2 separate regions of the Homo sapiens genome follow, and region 2 is linked to region 1. Evidence: chromatin loops called from intact Hi-C (ENCODE). Cell type or tissue: Caco-2. All regions are shown on one strand. Each heading gives the region's core, and the rest is flanking DNA. Links, peaks and the distances in the headings are about the cores only.

Region 1 (8,485 bases), core at 272-8,271:
GAAAAAGAAATGTTACTTATTTACAGAAATTTCTATTAGAGCCCTTTCCCCATTTTTAAACTTCGTTGGGTTCTTGTTGTTGTTGTTGTTGTTGTTGTTGACGTTACTAAGTTGTAGGAGTTTTTTTGTTTGTTTGTTTTTGTTTTTGGCCCTTAGCTCCTTATTAAATATATGGTTTGTAAATATTTTCTCTCATTCAACTTTTTAGTTTACAGCAATCCCATTTGTATATTTTGGTTTTGTTTGTCTCTGCTTTTGGTATCATATCCAAGAAATCATTGCCAACACCAATGTCAAGAAACTTTACCCTATTTGTTCTTCCGGTAGTTTTATAATTTCAGTTTTTACATTTAAGCCTTTAATTCATTTTGTCTTTATTTTTGTGTATGGTATAAAAATAGGTGTCCAATTTTATAATTTTGCACGTAGATAACTTGTTTTCCCAGCACCATTTATTGAAAAGACTCTCCTTTCCCTCAGTGTATGGCCAGTAAATACATGAAAAGGTGCTCAACATCACCAATAATCAGGGAAATGAAAACAAAAACCACACAAGATATCATCTCACACCTGTTAGTATGACCATTATAAAAAAAAAAGATAATAACCATTGGTAAGGATGTGGAGAAAAGGGAATCCTTGTAAAATAGTGCAATCAAAAAGAATATGAAGGTTCTTCCAAAAGTTAAAAACAGAATTACCATAGGACCTAGCAATCCCACTTGTGCGTATATATGTAAAATATTAAAATAAAGATCTTGATAAGATATCTGCAGTCCTACATTTATTGCAGTGTTAGTTACAATAGCAAAGCTATTGTAGAAAGCCAAGCTTGGAGAAAGAAAGCATAGTATAATACAATGGAATATTAGCTTTTGAAAAGAAGGAAATCCTGCCATTTGTGACAAAACATGGATGAATCTAGAGAACATTATTCTAAGTGAAATAAGACAGCCACTGAGGGACAAATAAAGTGTGATTCCACTTATGTGAGTTATCTAAAATAGTCATAACCACAGAAAAAAACAGACGGTAGAATGAAGGGTACCAGAGGCTGGCGGGAGTGGGAAATTGAGAGTTGCCTTTCAATGGGAATAAAGTTTCAGTCATGCTTGATGAATAAGTTCTAGAGATCTGCTGTACAACACAGAACATATAGTTACCAATACTGTATAGCGCACTTAAAAATTTGTTAAGGAAGTGCATCTCATGTTAGGTGTCCTTACAACAACAACAACAAACAACAAAACAAAACAAAGAGAAACAAGGAAACTTTTAGAGATGGTAGTTATATCTATTACTTGATTGTAGTGATGACTTCACTGGTGTATGCTTATGTCCAGGCTCATCAAATTATGCGTATGTTAAATATGTACAGTTTTTTTGTTGTTGTTGTTTTTATTTTTTTGGTTTAAAAGTTAAAGGTCAATTAATCTGTTTGTTTTTTAATAGAAAAAGAAAGAAAGACAGGAAGAAAGACAAGCAAGCAAGCAAGCAAGCAAGCAAGAAAACTGAGCCATCCACCACTCTCTCTGCCAACAAGAATTCTCAGATGGGCCAGGCACAGTGGCTCATGCCTGTAATTCCAGCACTTTGGGAGGCTGAGGCAGGACGATCACTCAAGACCAGGAGCTCAAGACCAGCCTGGGCAACATAGTGAAACCCTATCTCCACCAAAAATAAAATTAGCCCAGGAATGATGTCACTTTACTGTAGTCCCATCTATTTGGGAGGCTGAGGGAAGAGGATACTTGAGCCCAGGAGTTCAAGACTGCAGGGAGCTATGATTGCACCACTGCACTCCAGCCTGGGTGACAGAGCAAGACCCCGTCTCAAAGAAAACAAAAAAGAATTCTCAGACAGGCTGGGTACAGTGGCTCACGCCTGTAATCCTAGCACTCTGGGATGCCGAGGAGGGTGGATCACTTGATCCCAGGAATTCGAGACCAGCCTGGCCATCGTAGTGAAACCCTATCTCTATTAAAATACAAAAATTAGCCAGGGCATGGTGGCACACACCTGTACTCCCAGCTACTTCCAAGGCTGAGGCGGGAGAATCACTTGAACCTGGGAGGTGGAGGTTGGAATGAGCTGAGATTGTGCCACTGCACTCCAGCCTGGGCGAAAGATCAAAGCTCTGTCTTAAAAAAAAAGAAAGAAAAAAAGAAAAAGAATTCTCAGGCAGATGTTTTCTCACTCTGCATGGGATGGGATTTTCTTTTTTTCTTTTTTCTTTTATAGAGACAAAGTCTCACTATGTTGTCCAGGCTGGTCTTGAACCCCTGAGTTCAAGCAATCCTCCTGCCTTGACCTCCCAAAGTGTTGGGATTACAAGGCGTGAGCCATGGCACCCAACCAGGTTGGGATTTTCTATCAATCAGGGGCAAATCTCTCAGAAAACAAAGAAGACTTTAACTCATATTTGGATCATATATATAAAGTGCCTGACATACGGTAGATGCTACATAAGTTTTGGTTCTTTATCCACACTTAATTATTTTGAAACAGGGTCTCTGTTTTACAGGCTGGAGTGCAGTGGTACTCTGTTGCCCAGGCTGGAGTGCCAGTGGTACAATCTCTGCTCACTGTAGTCTCCACCTCCTGGGCTCAGGTAATTCTTCCACCTCAGCCTTCCGAGTAGCTGGGATTACAGGCGCGCGCCACTGTGCCCGGCTGTAAACAATTAAAATATCAAAGTACACGGTTTGGAAGATAGTAGAAAATCTCTGATGAGAAAGGGCAGTTCTGGTTTGTTATTATAGAGTGTATGAGCACTCACACACGCCCATACACCAATTAAAGCTCACAATAGATGAATCCTTAAAAGAAGGGGAAATTAGAGCAGAATAAAAGGATGCTAATTGTTGACAGTGAAAAATGTTATTTGTAATAATAGAGACTAGTAAAAGCAAAACACATGTTGCTTGTTTGTGAGACCACCCAGCAGTCTGACTTGATTGGAAGTTGTGTCAATGGTCCTCCATCAAAGACTATCACCGTGAATGATGTCTAAATAGATGTTTCACTGAAATTAAGAGAAGCCTTATGTGATCTGCAGAATGGCCATGTACTTTAGGTTATTTGCAAAAGTTTTGTAAATTGAATTGTGAATTTAACTGAGAGTACTTTTAAAACTATAACTAAGCAGTGAAAGGAAAGTTGAATTGACAGTGTTATCTAGAAAGGTGCTGCCTCTCTCAGGTAAGCAGGGATTTGGAGAAACATAAAGACTTGGGTTTTATTGAGGACACATGGACATAAACATGGGAACAATAGACACCATGGAATACTACAGGGTGGAGGGGTGGGTTAGAAATCTACCTGTCAGGTACTATGCTCACTATCTCGGTAATTTTTGAGATTCCTACTCCATACCTCAGCACCAAGCAATATTCCCATGCAACAAATCTGCACATGCACCCACTGCATCTAAAATAAAAGTTGAATTAATAAAATCAAAAAAATAAAGGCCGGGTGTGGTAGCTCACGCCTGTAATCCCAGCACTTTAGGAGGCCGAGGTGGCTGTATCACCTGAGGGCAGGACTTCGAGACCAGCCTGGCCAACATGGTGAAACTGTGTCTCTACTAAAAACACAAAAAATCAGCCGGGCATGGTGGCACTCACCTGTAATCCCAGCTACTCCAGAGGCTGAGGCAGAAGAATCGCTTGAACCCAGGAGGCAGAGGTTGCAGTGAGCCGAGATCATTGCACTCCAGCCTGGGCAACAAAAGAGAAACTCCGTCTCACATATATAAGGAAATAAACCTTGGTTTTTTTTTTTCCAATCCCACCTGTCCCGGCCCCTATTTAAGACTTAATCTATCATCAGTTTATATATGCACTGTCAAAAATAACAAACAAGGAAGTCTAGCTCTTTTGTTTTCTATGGCTCTTAAGAAGTCAGGGTGACATCTGGTGGACAGACAGTCTTAAGGTATCTATCAAGACAGTATAAATTTCTTTCTGATTCCCACTTTAAAAGTTCTCAAAGAGTCAAAAATTTAAAAAGGAAGTTGTGCCTCAAGTGGACAGAAAACATGACTCTTAACCCCAAACACAAACTATTCAAAGTGGATCCTCACAATTAAATAGTTGGATCCAGAGATACTGCTAATGCTGTAAATGCACATATACAAGATGATGCTTGGCTCTGAATAAAAAGAAAGATTTGTGCTTTTTTTGCTAAAGACCAATTTTTAGAGGATTTAATTGTGACTCTCCTATAAAACGAATTGTGTCAAACATTTTAGTTAACTCTTTTAGTCATCTAAAGATAAGGAAGACATTCAAATGCACAAATATAAAATACATGCTAAGCTCATGAAACCACCAACAGTAAAGTATGACGAAAGTGTAAGGTGCCAGATGGGAAAGCTGAATTCAGGAAAGGTCTATGCAGCATAACTGAAGCCAAATCATAAAAAAATCTTGCAAATCAATAGGAGATCAGATGCTTTTTTAAAGAAAATGGAAAGCCATTGTGATTTTAAGCAGAAGAATGACATAATCTAACTTGTGCCACAGAAAATTAATCTGGCACTCGTGGAGCATGGATTAAAAGTTGGAGAAAGACAGAAGGCAGGATCCAGGTTAAGAGGCTGGCACAGTATTCCAGGTGAGAAATAATGAAGAGCTAACATAAGCAGCAGCATGGAGAGGAGAGGGATGGAGACACATTTGAGGCGTCTATGGAAGCTGGGGCTCTCTAACCTCACAAACCTGCGAGGGCAGATTGAGTTACATGTACCCTTATCTTCTAATCTTACTAGCTCCAAGTGCCACCTGCAGAAGTGTTGTACCTGAATATAGTCTCACTGGGGCCTCCAAATGTTGTACCTGAGCGAGTTAGAGAAAATGCCACACTTTGAGATGAATTAAGAGTCCGTTTATTTAGCTGGTGGCCAAGAGACGGCTAATGCTCAAAGTTCTCTCGGCTTTGAAGAAGGACCTAGATTTTCTTTTATACTTTGGTTTAGAAAGGGGAGGGGGGGTCTAGTTAAAACAATTTTGCAGAAGTAAAGTAGGCAAAAAAGTTAAAAGGATAAATGGTTACAGGAAAGTAAACAGTTCCAGGTGCAGGGGCTTTAAGACTATTACAAGGTGATAGACGCGGAGCTTTGGGTGTTATCAATCGGACGAATTCCTGGACGAACTGCGGATATAGCTGGCCACAGTATCTTATCAGTTAATTGCATTCTTGGATGTGCTGGGAGTCAGCTTGCACAAGTTAAGTCCTTGAGGAAGGGGCTGCCAGTGAAAGAGCCAAGATGGAGTCTGTCTGGCTCTCTTAGCTAAGGGAGAGTCAAAAAGCAGGGTTAGTAAAAACAAGGTTGGGCATTAGAGAAGCAGCACTTCCTCTGCACAGACACTCCAAAAAATGTCTGGGAGTTTGCAACCGATTTCTTATATATGTTTACAGAACAACAACAAAAATTTCAGGTTGCTGCTTGCCATTAGCATCTTCCACGATGAAATTAGAAATTTGCTGATTTTCTCTGGCCACCACTGCTCTTGGTCCTCAGGGTACAGCACGTGCCCAGCAATCTCTTATTAAGTGGAAAGGAGTTTCATCCCCCTGGCCCCTACCCCTGTTGTATTTGAGGGGCATCCATAGCAGGGTAGATTGAGCAATGGGGTGCTATAGAGTTTAGTGACAGAGGTCTTTAGGGTACAAACAATTCATTTTTGTTTTTTCCCAGGGAACACACATATCACCAGGATAGCTGAGCTGGAATGGGTTTACCTACCAATTACTACATGGTACCTTGCACCACTCTGACCCTTAGTCCCTTTGGGTGAGGCTGAAGGTCCATGCTAGGTAACTTCCCGGCTTAGAATGAATTCTCTGTGTGTGTGTTAGGTTGGTACAAAAGTAATTGCGGTTTTGCCATTAAAAGTACTGGTAAAACCGCAATTACTTTTGCACCAACCTGATACTTTCTTACCTGCCTGTAACCTAACTCTCAATTTGGCAGCCCTGTCTGAACTCCAAATGTGAAGAGAGTTCATGCTTTACGACCATCAGTGTCCTCAATTTTCCTGAAAATCAGTCTGTCAGAACAATTAGAGGTCATGGAGATAAGATGAGAAGAAAAAACTAGCTCCACGTATTAGCCACATTAGAATCTAGTTCTAAACCAGCTGAAATCTGTATTACACCTCAGGTAACAGGCAGCAGTAAAATGCAGACATCGATAAAATATAAATGTAAACGATTAAGTATAGAATGTGAGGGAAAGACAGTAGGCAAAGAGGTCTCCGAGATATCTAACTTAGGTAACTAGAAGGCTCCATTAAAAAGGTGGGTGGGAGGAGGGAATACAGGAAGTGAAGCAAACTTTCAGGTTATGAAGTGAACTCAGCTTCATGGAATATCCACATTCCAGTGGAGGTATCCAGAAGACTAGAGGTCCTCCAACCATAATACATCTCGATGAACCTGGAACACTTTAAAAAATACATCTGGGGAACTTGTATTGGAGCCCATACATCCCTCTCTTTAACAAATTCTTTAAAATTATTTAAAGACTCTCTTAAAATTTACCAAAATACCAACAGTGATTGTCTCCAGGAAAGTTGGCTTCGGGTAAGATTTATCGTTGCAAGTACTAGAAGAAGAAAAAAAAACTAGTTGTTTTAAACAGTAAAAAGGAGATTTAAAAAGAAGATTTTAAATAGTTCACGGACTCTCGAGGCAGGAAGTGGTTGGGCGTGGCACAAAGGGCTAAAAGGAAGCCAGTTCAAGAATCCAAGAGCAATGTTCAAAATCGTCCCAAAAGCAGTTTAGTGAGGTCCCACTGTGCCATCCATTGTTTGAAAATTTCCTCAATTTGGTGAAAGATCCATGAAACTCAATAAACCCCAGTTCCCAAATGAACTGGGCCAGGGGCAGGGCAGGGCTTCATCAGTGCCCCCTGCATCACTGACGTTGCCGCCTCAGGAGCCAAGGTCACTGCTACTCCCTGGCGCTGCACCTCTTACCAGCGTGGATTCTTTCCTGCTTATGCTCTCTTGTTTTCAGACCCACTTCTGGGGCAGAACCTCAGTCATGTGTCCACATCCCAGCTGCAAGAGGAGGTAGGGAAAGCAGGGATTTTCACCTCTACAGCGAAAGAGGTTCTGATGTCAGGCAGCCAAAAGAGATGAAAAATGTACACAACAGTGATTTTTTTTTTTGGCGATGTTTTCTGGTTATTTATGCTTCTTCATATGTTCTACATTTTCTATAATGAAGAGGGTTCAATAATCAGAAAAAAATGTTTAAATAAACTGACACTGGAGATTCTATGTCAGGTTTTTTGTTTTTTATTTTTAGCAAATCTGTTTGGTATTGCTTCTCCCTCTAGTGGAGACTAAAAGGAAATACACAGGTGGATGACTTCTGATGGTTCTGTAACTTTACTGTTAGAGTAAAATGTACTATCACTCCATTTCACAGGTGAGTAAACTGGAGCTGAGAGATAAGAGACAGTTTACCAAAGGTACATATGAACTTAATGGTAGAGCCAGCCCTACAATCAAGATATCTTGATGTAGGTTTCTATTTTGTGTTCTCTCATAAAGAGCATGACTGTAGACTATACGGCATGATTTGAGGGGCAATCAGAATCTCCGAGTTAATTCTCTGTTGTTGTTTTTTTAATAGAACACAAGAATTAGCTATGACTAAAATATAAGTGGGTTTAGCAATTATCCCCAGTATTTCATCTTCAGGGAAAATAAATTTGAGAGGAAGCATTGTTAGAGATTAAGAGTGCAAACTTTGAGACAAAACTTCCTGGATTGGATCCCAGCCCTTCCATTTGCTGAAAGGAGCCCTCACAAAACAAAAATTGCAGCTGGTGAGATTGGAGAATGTACAGCTTCCTGCCTGAGGACAATCTCCAGTCTGCACAGCAGCTCAGAGCAGCAGAACATCGCAGCCTTACTGCTCTGAAGCATAAAAGGCCAGAGTTTAGGGTTTGGGGAGCAGCCAGGAAGCTTGGAAGAGAAGGGGTCATGTAGTGGGTGTGTCCCAAAATAGCAGCTAATATTGGCCTGAAATGTAGGCTGACCACTCAGCTAAACTTCACAGGGGAACTAGTTAAAAAGCAGCAGCTGGAAACTACAGATCCTAGGGAAACTGTTGACTTCAGGGGACACAGATGGAGTTTGAGTCCAGCCATGTTAATTGTTGACTGGAATAAAAATCAGCCTTCTCCAAGTCTATTATGTATGATTCATGCAAAGAAATGGAAGCACATGACCAATGCTAAAGAACAAAAAGAGTCAAGATAAACCCATCTCAAAATGACTCAAATAGTACGATTAGCAGAGAAGTGAAAGAAACATAATGGATATAAATAAATGAAAATACTAAATACTAAACAAAATACTGAACAAAATGGCTCCTCTTGGCTGTGACAGTTTCTCAGACTTTCTGGCATTTTTGTAACTTTAACAATTTTGAGAAGCATTGGTCAACTATATTGTAGGATGCCCCT
Region 2 (8,485 bases), core at 151-8,150, 120 kb before region 1:
CTAAGTGTTCTCTGCAGAGGTCGACAATAACTTCATTTGAGTGTAAATCTTACTTTTATTTCCATGCTCTAAAAATCTTTACACTGAAAAAGTACCTTAAGATCTCAGTACTAAAATGCATGAGGGAAGCAACTATGTCTGGCTGTTTATGGCTGTTTCCCCAGCATTTAACCTAACACTTAGTAGAAATGTAATCTTTAGTACAGTATAATCTTAAATTTTGTATATTATAATGATTCTGTCAAGTAATGAGTATAAAGTGTGAGTACAAAGGGGCAGATCTAATAAAATCCAGCAAAGGCTACTGAGGAACAATTTTTCCCAGCACAGACAGACCAATAGGGTGTTTTATAAGTACCAGTGTTTGTGTATTTAGTTTGTGTATTCAGATTTTTAATAAGTACCAGTGTTTGTGTATTTACCACTGCCCTAGAAAGAGCCAAAGCAGCCCTCTTCCCAGAAAATCTACTCTTAATGATATGGTTGATTATCTCCAAAGATGGTCACCAGCAATTCCACCAGTTCTTTTAGTTACAGGCCACTCCTTCCATCAAGAGGTAAAGATTATTTCCCCTCCTTTGAATCTGGCCTTGTGATTTGCTTTGACCAATAGAATGCAATGGTAGGGGCTTGTGTGAGTTCGAAGTCTAGACATTGAGAGGACTGGTAGTATCTACTCCTGCTCTCTGGGAGCTCAACTGTCGTGCTATGAGGAAGAGAGAGGCCATGAAGAAAGGGGCCATGTGAAGAAACTGTGGAGAGAGAGGACACATGAAACTCTGGAGGAGAAATCAATCAGCTTAGCTGACAGTCAGCTTCAAGGCCCCAGACATGTGAGAAAGGCCACCTTGCATGCTTCATTCCAGCCCAGTTACCAGGTCAAGGCGGCCAGCTGAGTGACCAGAGCAGAAGGACCACTCAGGCAATGCACAGAATGGTGACAGATAATAAACCATTGTCATTTTCAGCCTTTGTTATGAGTAGTTTGTTACACAGTAAGATATATCTAAAATAAATGACATCACAGTTCTCTCCTTCTGTATCACCGGTAGCATCTTATTTTTGTTCTTTTTGATATTATTCTCATAGGAATTCTAGCCTGTTGCTTTAGTTGTAGTGTTGAAACAAGTTTCAAGAATGAAGAGCTACATTTGAAAAATGCTGGTTTCTAAAACTTTCCAATGGGTGCAGTGCCAGATAACATGACTTTTATTATAATGGAAACAGTTTGTCTCTAAAGTGTTTATAATCAAATTCACTGTACTTGAAATATTCAAACATAGAAGTTTTCCTCTTAAAATTCTGCTGATAGTTAAGTAGTAAGTACAAGAGCAAGGCCCAAATTAAATGTAGTCTGCCCTACCACACGCACCTAAAAATATTGAGGTCTAAGCTGATCTATGTTAAACATTTCTAAATATTAATTTTTTTCTAATCAAAATGACTTCTTACTGTATCATTCTAAATTTTAGTAGTTGATGCTTTAACATTACTGAGGTAAATACACTCACCAAAAAAGTCTCTGGTGATATCATTTTTTCTTAGTGGCATTTCAAAATTACATGGTACAATGAGGTAAAAATGATATGGTTTGGCTGTGTCCCCACCCAAATCTCATCTGGAATTGTAGCTCCCATATTTCTCACATGTCATGGGAGTGACCTACTGGGAGGTAATTGAATCATGGGGGTGGGACTTTCCTATGCTGTTCTTTTGATAGTGAATAAGTCTCACAAGATCTGATGGTTTTATAAAGGGAGTTCCCCTACACAAGCTCTCTTGCCTGCCACCATGTAAGATGTGCCTTCGCTTTCCTTTGCCTTCTGCCAGGATTGTGAGGCCTCCCCAGCAGTGTGGAACCGTGAATCCATTAAACCTCTTTCCTTTATAAATTACCCAGTCTTAGGTATGTCTTTATTACCAGCATGAGAACAGACTAATACAATCCCTATAATATCACCCAGCAAACACTAAGTATGATCCTTTTCTTTCATGACTCTTGTCATGATGTAATCATCACCACTGTCTTCAAGGCTGAATTTCAACGTGAAGTCTTCCCAAAGAGAACATAAAGAACATGCTCTTCTCTTGAAATTGTTGGTTATTCCACTGACATAATCTTTTGTATGTTAAGATCACTTATACAGTGGGTGAAATGCTAAGTTAGAGCTCCCAGTACTCTGTGAAAGCAGCAGTACCTCCAGAAATGCACTTAGAAAGCTCATCCCTGTGAACCAAACTGTATGATTAATCCCAACTGCAAGAACTCACATTCACCTTGCTTGTAACAAAGCTCAAAGTAGACATATTCAAATGTCCTTCCAGGAGAGTCTAAATAGAACTTTTTTTTTTACATAGTTAGATATTCTATCTCTGTTGGGAGCAAGCCCCCAAAATCTGGCCATAAACTGGCCCCAAAACTGGCCATAAACAAAATCTCTGCAGTACTGTAACGTGTTCATAATGGCCCTAATGCCCAAGCTGGAAGGTTGTGGGTTTACAGGAATGAGGGCAAGGAACACCTGGCTCGCCCAGGGCAGAAAACCGCTTAAAGGCATTCTTAAGCCACAAACAATAACATGAGAGATCTGTATCTTAAGGGCCTGTTCCTGCTGCAGTTAACTAGCCCAACCTATTCCTTTAATTTGGCCCATCCCTTCATTTCCCATAAGGGATACTTTTAGTTAATTTAATATCTATAGAAACAATGCTAATGACTGGTTTGCTGTTAATAAATATGTGGGTATATCTCTGTTCGGGGCTCTCAGCTCTGAAGGCTGTGAGACCCCTGATTTCCCACTTCACACCTCTATATTTCTGTGTGTGTGTCTTTAATTCCTCTAGCGCCACTGGGTTAGGGTCTCCCCGACTGAGCTGGTCTCGGCAATCTCTGTGCTGAAATCCTCAACATGTAGACGTCCTTTATCCCTTCTTTAATAAACTATTATTTCTGAAGTTGTCAAACTTTGAGTACTTACATGTCTATTTCAACTAGTTGCTGGCAGAAGACAGTGATATAATTTTGCGCATTCTATCATTTACTTTGCTTCTTCTCATTCTTCTACTCTTAGAGACATGATGGTAGCTGGCTCTCCCTGGAATTCTCTTCCAAGCTCCCTGCTCTTCTCAGTTTATGCCAAAGGAAGCAAAACCATCTACTTACATCTGCAAGTCAGATCAAGCCAGTAGGGATCCATTTCTAAAACTTCCCTGGGCAATCACACACATACCCACAACTTCTACTGATGACTCCCAAATCTAAATTTCAGGCTCAGAACCCTCCTTTGAAATTCCAGCTTCAAATAACCACTTGTGTTCTGTACATGGCACCTTCATATTCCACAGCTGCTTTCAAGTCCACATGACATTTCTCCTCCCATTCTTACTCTAATAAGTGTCTTGTTAGTGGAATTATCACCCACCCTGACAACTGAGATGTTTAGCTCCTTCTCCCTTACACTCTACAGTCAGTCCATGCCAGTTGCTATCAATTCTATCTCCAAACATATCCTTTGAACCTGTTCAGTCCCTCTCTCTTACCTCACTGATGCATCATTTCTTATCTGGACTCTTACACCCACATCCCAACTGTTCTCCTTGCCTACAGCCTTTCCTCCTCTCCAGTCCATTCCCTGCATAGCAAACAAAGTGATCTCCATGGAACTAACCCTGAGTGGCAGCAGAGTGAAGTGGTTAAAAACGTGGACTCCAGAGCCTAGGTTAAATCCTGATTCCATCACTCACTAGTTTTGTCATCTTGGGAGTGTTACTTAACTTTTCTGTTTTGTATTCCTCAGAATTAAATTGGAATAAAAATAGTATCTACTTTGCCTGGTGGTTATGAGGATGAAATGAGTTAACATTTATAAAGCTCTTAGAACAGTGCCTGGAATATAGAAAGTACAATACTGTATAAGTGGGTGTTAAATAAATGGATGACAATCTATCTGCTTAAGACCTTTTTCTGGAGGAAAATGCTTACTCACGGAAAGTAACCCTCCGTAATCCAGCACCTGCTTACCTGTCCAGTCCAACTCAGTTTATCCCACATAAGGGCAGAGCTATAGGCACGGAAAACTATTGGCAGATCCCTGATCCTGTCCTGCCGTTCCATTCCCCCATGCCCTTCTCTCTGGAATGTCCTTCTCTCTGGAACATGAAGTGAACTCCCACCAATCATTCAGGCATTAAAGATTGGTATCTTCTTCCTTTTAAGCCAAGCCAAGTTACTCGCTTCCTTTGTGGTGCTGTCATAGAATCTGGCAGATATCTCTATTATTCCATTTACCACACTGCCTTGCAATATTTCTGACAAGCCTCCTTCCCCTATTAGGCATGCTTTTTGAGGCCAGTGACTGTGTCCTGTATCCTTATCTCTTTGATACATAGCATAATAACTAGCATGGAATATAGGATACAACAAATATTTCTGTTTCATTATCCTCTACGTGTTTTCCTTCCCCTCTCAATAGTATTAGCAGTGATATCATGATGCCTTAATATACATAGAACACTTTAAAACATATGATATCCCTTTTTTGATCCACAGAATAAAAGAAAAATAATTATTCTCACATGTGAGAGAACTGAGGTTTCAAAAATCAAGTGGTTTCCCTAGGATCATGCAGCCATTATTCAAATCCAGGGCTTGTAATTCCAAATCCTACAAATTATTTTTCCATTTCACAATTACCTACCCTCCCTTGAAGATGACTATTTTGTATTAAACTCTGGGAAAATAATGATTCTGCTCCCTACACCTTCTTCAGAAAGCACCTCTGCTTTAATGTCTATGAGTCATACTAACCCCATTGAAAAAAAAAACAAAAACTAAAAAACTAAATCATCTTGTTTTAATCAACAAGAATAGTATTGCTCCTGGCCAAATGCATTCATTACTTACAAATATGCTTTGTAAGCTCCCAGATAGGTGTCTTTTAAAAATATGTTGTGTTCCCACTGGGGTTTGATCAAAATCCGTGGTTGCTCTTCAAGGGAACAAAGTTCTTGGAGTCAGATAAGGAAGCCTTGTCTGCAAATTCATTTCATATTTTACAGGCCTAGCCAGGAATAGTCACAAAAGAGAAGCACCTGGTCAGGCATGGCGATCATTCACAAGATCCGAACAAGGAAGATCTTTCTTTAAAAATAGATTTCGGAGACACCTGAAGATTAGGCTGCGAGCTAGTGTCACTGGTAAATAATAGTCTGGTGTTTACATTTTCACCAGGGATTGTTTCTCCCGACACTACAGATTAAATGAGGCAGCTAGACTCTCGGAGCCTGTCATTTTACGGGGAGAGCTATGTCTTTAAAATGTAAACAAAAGAGATAGTCTGTCTTTCTAAGGAGTTTAAGAAAAGCCGGAATTTAACATGCAAACACACTTCTATCCTGCTTGACACTTCTATTCTGCAAGACAAGCTTTATACTAAAGCTCTAAAGTGAGTTTTTTCTCACCTCAGAAGTCCTTCCAAATCCAGGTGTGTGGCCAATGCTAACTGCTACAGAGAAAACAAGCCTCTGGCTCATGGGAAGGACAGGCTGTGTTGCCAAACACAGACCCTTTGGGGTTTGAAATCTTGACAGGTCCCAAACAAAGTGTCTTGTTGTGTTTCCTCTTTTATAGACTATAGCATTTAAATTTTATAACAAGAAAAGATGTATACTTTCTTTTACCTTTATTTTGGGAGGATATCTACCCTATGAGAGACTATCTGAAATAAGAATCTCATGTAATTACTGTAAAAATCCATGAACATCCCAGTCACATCAGCTGGTTACATTTATTCCCTCCATTAAAGACACAAAATAATGTAAACAGATTCCCCTTTTTCTGTGACATTCCCCATGAAACTAAGTGCTGTTTTCTCTTTATAAGAACCATTGACTGAAACAAACTTCTGATTCAATATCTGGCCCATAACAGCTGTGAAAGCACAATTTTCTATTGATAGCTTAAATCCCATCTCACCTTGAGAATCTTAGTTATAGGCAGGCTAGAAAACACGTATAACCATATAACCCTAAACACATAGTTTATAAACAACATTCCATCTTAAAGGGAAAACATTAATTTTTGGTATCAACAGAATTTATTTGTGCTTTAAAAAGTAAATTTTGATTGTGATAAGAATTGGTGTTTGAATTTTGTGTTCAAAATGATTCAGTGTTCAAAAGTCTTTGATTTTAGTCAAATGAAATATAGGCTTTCTTTGGGATTAGGAAAGGATACCTCTTGCTTTTAGCTTTTCTAACTAAAAGCCAGTTTGTATGGCATATCAAGTCACTGTAATTTTCTGAGTAAATTACATAATTATTTAGGTTAAACAAAGCACAAGATAATCAGCATTGTTGTTATTACACAAAACTAAAATTTATCCTTACTACAGGCTAAAAATACAGTGCACCCTCTCACTATTTCCTTAATTTGCTCTGTCATTATTTCCTTAATTCATAAAAATATAAATGGAAAAGGTTAATATTTTACACTTATAAACATTTAGCTATTTATTTCCTAAGTTGAGCTTCACAACAATTTCATGAAAGAAAAGGGAAAGCATCATTCCTCCCTTTTTACAAATGAAGAGCTGAATCTCAAAAAGATTACGAGGTTTCTGCAAGGTCACACAGCTGGTAAATGGCAACACCGGAAACAAATCTAGTCTATTAGCACTGAACTGTGCCGTGCTATCTCTTTTTTTGTTTTTGTTTTTTGTTTGTTTGTTTTGTTTTTTTGAGATAAAGTCTCACTCTGTTGCCCAGGTTGGAGTGCAATGGTGTGATCTCGGCTCACTGCAACCTCCGTCTCCTGGGTTCAAGCGATACTCCTGTGTCAGCCTCCCAAGTAGCTGGGATTACAGGCGCCCACCACTACACCCGGCTAATTTTTTTGTGTGTTTTTAGTAGAGATGGGGTTTCACCATGTTAGGCTGGTCCCGAACTCCCGACCTCAGGTGATCTGCCTTCCTCAGCCTCCCAAAGTGCTGGGATTACAGGCGCGAGCCACCGCGCCCAGCCCGTGCTGTCTCTCTTGAATAACCTTTGCCCTTACCTGGATTAATCAACTTAGAACCTAAATTGCTATTGGTTGCTCATCTGCGGTGAATTAACTCTAGCTCCATCTATCCAAATGTGCTAAGCGTGGGAGGAAAGTGCCTGAGAAGCAGCCTTGGAGCACTTACAAACAGAGATGATTCTTAAGGTGTTAGTTCCATTCCAAGGAAGAAGCACACTCTCTCCCAATATCCCATGCTCTCTGTGCACTCATCTCTTTCCAACTGAATCCTACTCTCTGCAGCTCTAAATAAATGATTTCCACCAGAAAACAATGTGAGCTCTGTAGAGACAGCTAATATTGAAGGAAGATGCAATGTATGGGTTGCAGGGCTGCTTTTAGAGGATGGCTCAAGGGTCATAGGGGAAGTATCCTTCAAGTTATCAAGGCTGTTGGTTAGTCAAGTTATCACAATCCTCTTCATTATTGTTTCTACCATAAATGTATCCTTCTATCATGGAAGAATCTGTAAATTGTTCTGTCTACTACATTCACTGACAGATACACAGAGACTTAATAAATTTTTCTAGAGTCTTTTTTCATCCAGTAAATAATTATTGGGCATCTATTATATGCCAGGCAGTAGTCTGGATTCTGAGGCTACGTCAGTCTTGTATACATCACAAAAATAATCACATTACCTTTTGGTGAGTGGTATAGCTAAGGGCTTTAGATGTGATTGTTTCCACCTGGGTGAATGGGACAGCTTTGCAGAAATTATGTCATTTGATCTGAATCTTACAGATTAAGCAGTAGTTCAGCAACAAGGAATGGAAAGGGTAGTATTTTATTCCTCTTGAAATTAACAAACATATAAATGCAAATGAATACATTAATTCCCATGGGAGGTCTCTACAAACCTGAGACTGAAATATTTTAATAGAAAGCCTCTAGAACAATGTATAGAGTGGCTTAGTAAACAAGAACTACTGATCACCTTATGCATTTCACCATTAATAATCGCTTCTGGTAAGTAATGAATACTTATATTCTCAAAATATTTTGAGCAAAAAAGTTCTCAGCTATAGCCTAGTTCAATCCAACTTTTCTGGTAAGACACAGAAAGATTAAATGTCTTATTTAAAAATCACAGTTAATCACTGAAATTAAAAATACTGCAAATAAAAGTTTCTGACATCCCATTGTTTCTTTCTTCAATATTGCATGCTCTGTTGATGTAAGTCAATAGTTTATGGTTAGCGACGTCCTCTGTAATACGTAAGCATGGTACTCTGAGGTCAGAGGTTTAGGTTAATAAAACACAAGAGGGTTGTTATTTATTTTCTGCTTAATATAAAAAGGAATAAAGAACCTGAGGCAGGAAAAGAAATTCCAAAGGTAAGGGACAAGAATGGAGGTAAGTACGAAAGACCAAGAGCCAGGAAAGCTGGATTTGATTGTGATTCATTCTTGTTAAGTGGTCTTGAA

Evidence for each region. A loop is a pair of places that touch in the nucleus more often than their neighbours do. Peaks named below come from ENCODE experiments on the same cell type or tissue, not always from the same donor. Only the 100,000 strongest peaks of a DNase experiment are listed, where the experiment ranks them.
Region 2: it touches region 1 in a loop (6-fold over the local background); 3 of 110 quality-filtered maps call a loop at or near these places.

The regions. Positions count from the first base shown.
Region 1 is chr15:53,807,152-53,815,636 of GRCh38, reverse strand. No RefSeq gene overlaps it. Among named protein-coding and RNA genes, the nearest start is that of WDR72, 52 kb to the right of the region's middle. In Caco-2, for the core only: a CTCF peak has its summit at 7,351 (motif pointing left); DNase peaks (open chromatin) are centred at 4,777 and 5,136.
Region 2 is chr15:53,922,460-53,930,944 of GRCh38, reverse strand. It overlaps a transcript of UNC13C not described here. Among named protein-coding and RNA genes, the nearest start is that of UNC13C, 52 kb to the left of the region's middle. In Caco-2, for the core only: no CTCF peak of the experiment used is centred there; a DNase peak (open chromatin) is centred at 5,120; H3K4me3 peaks cover 258 bases.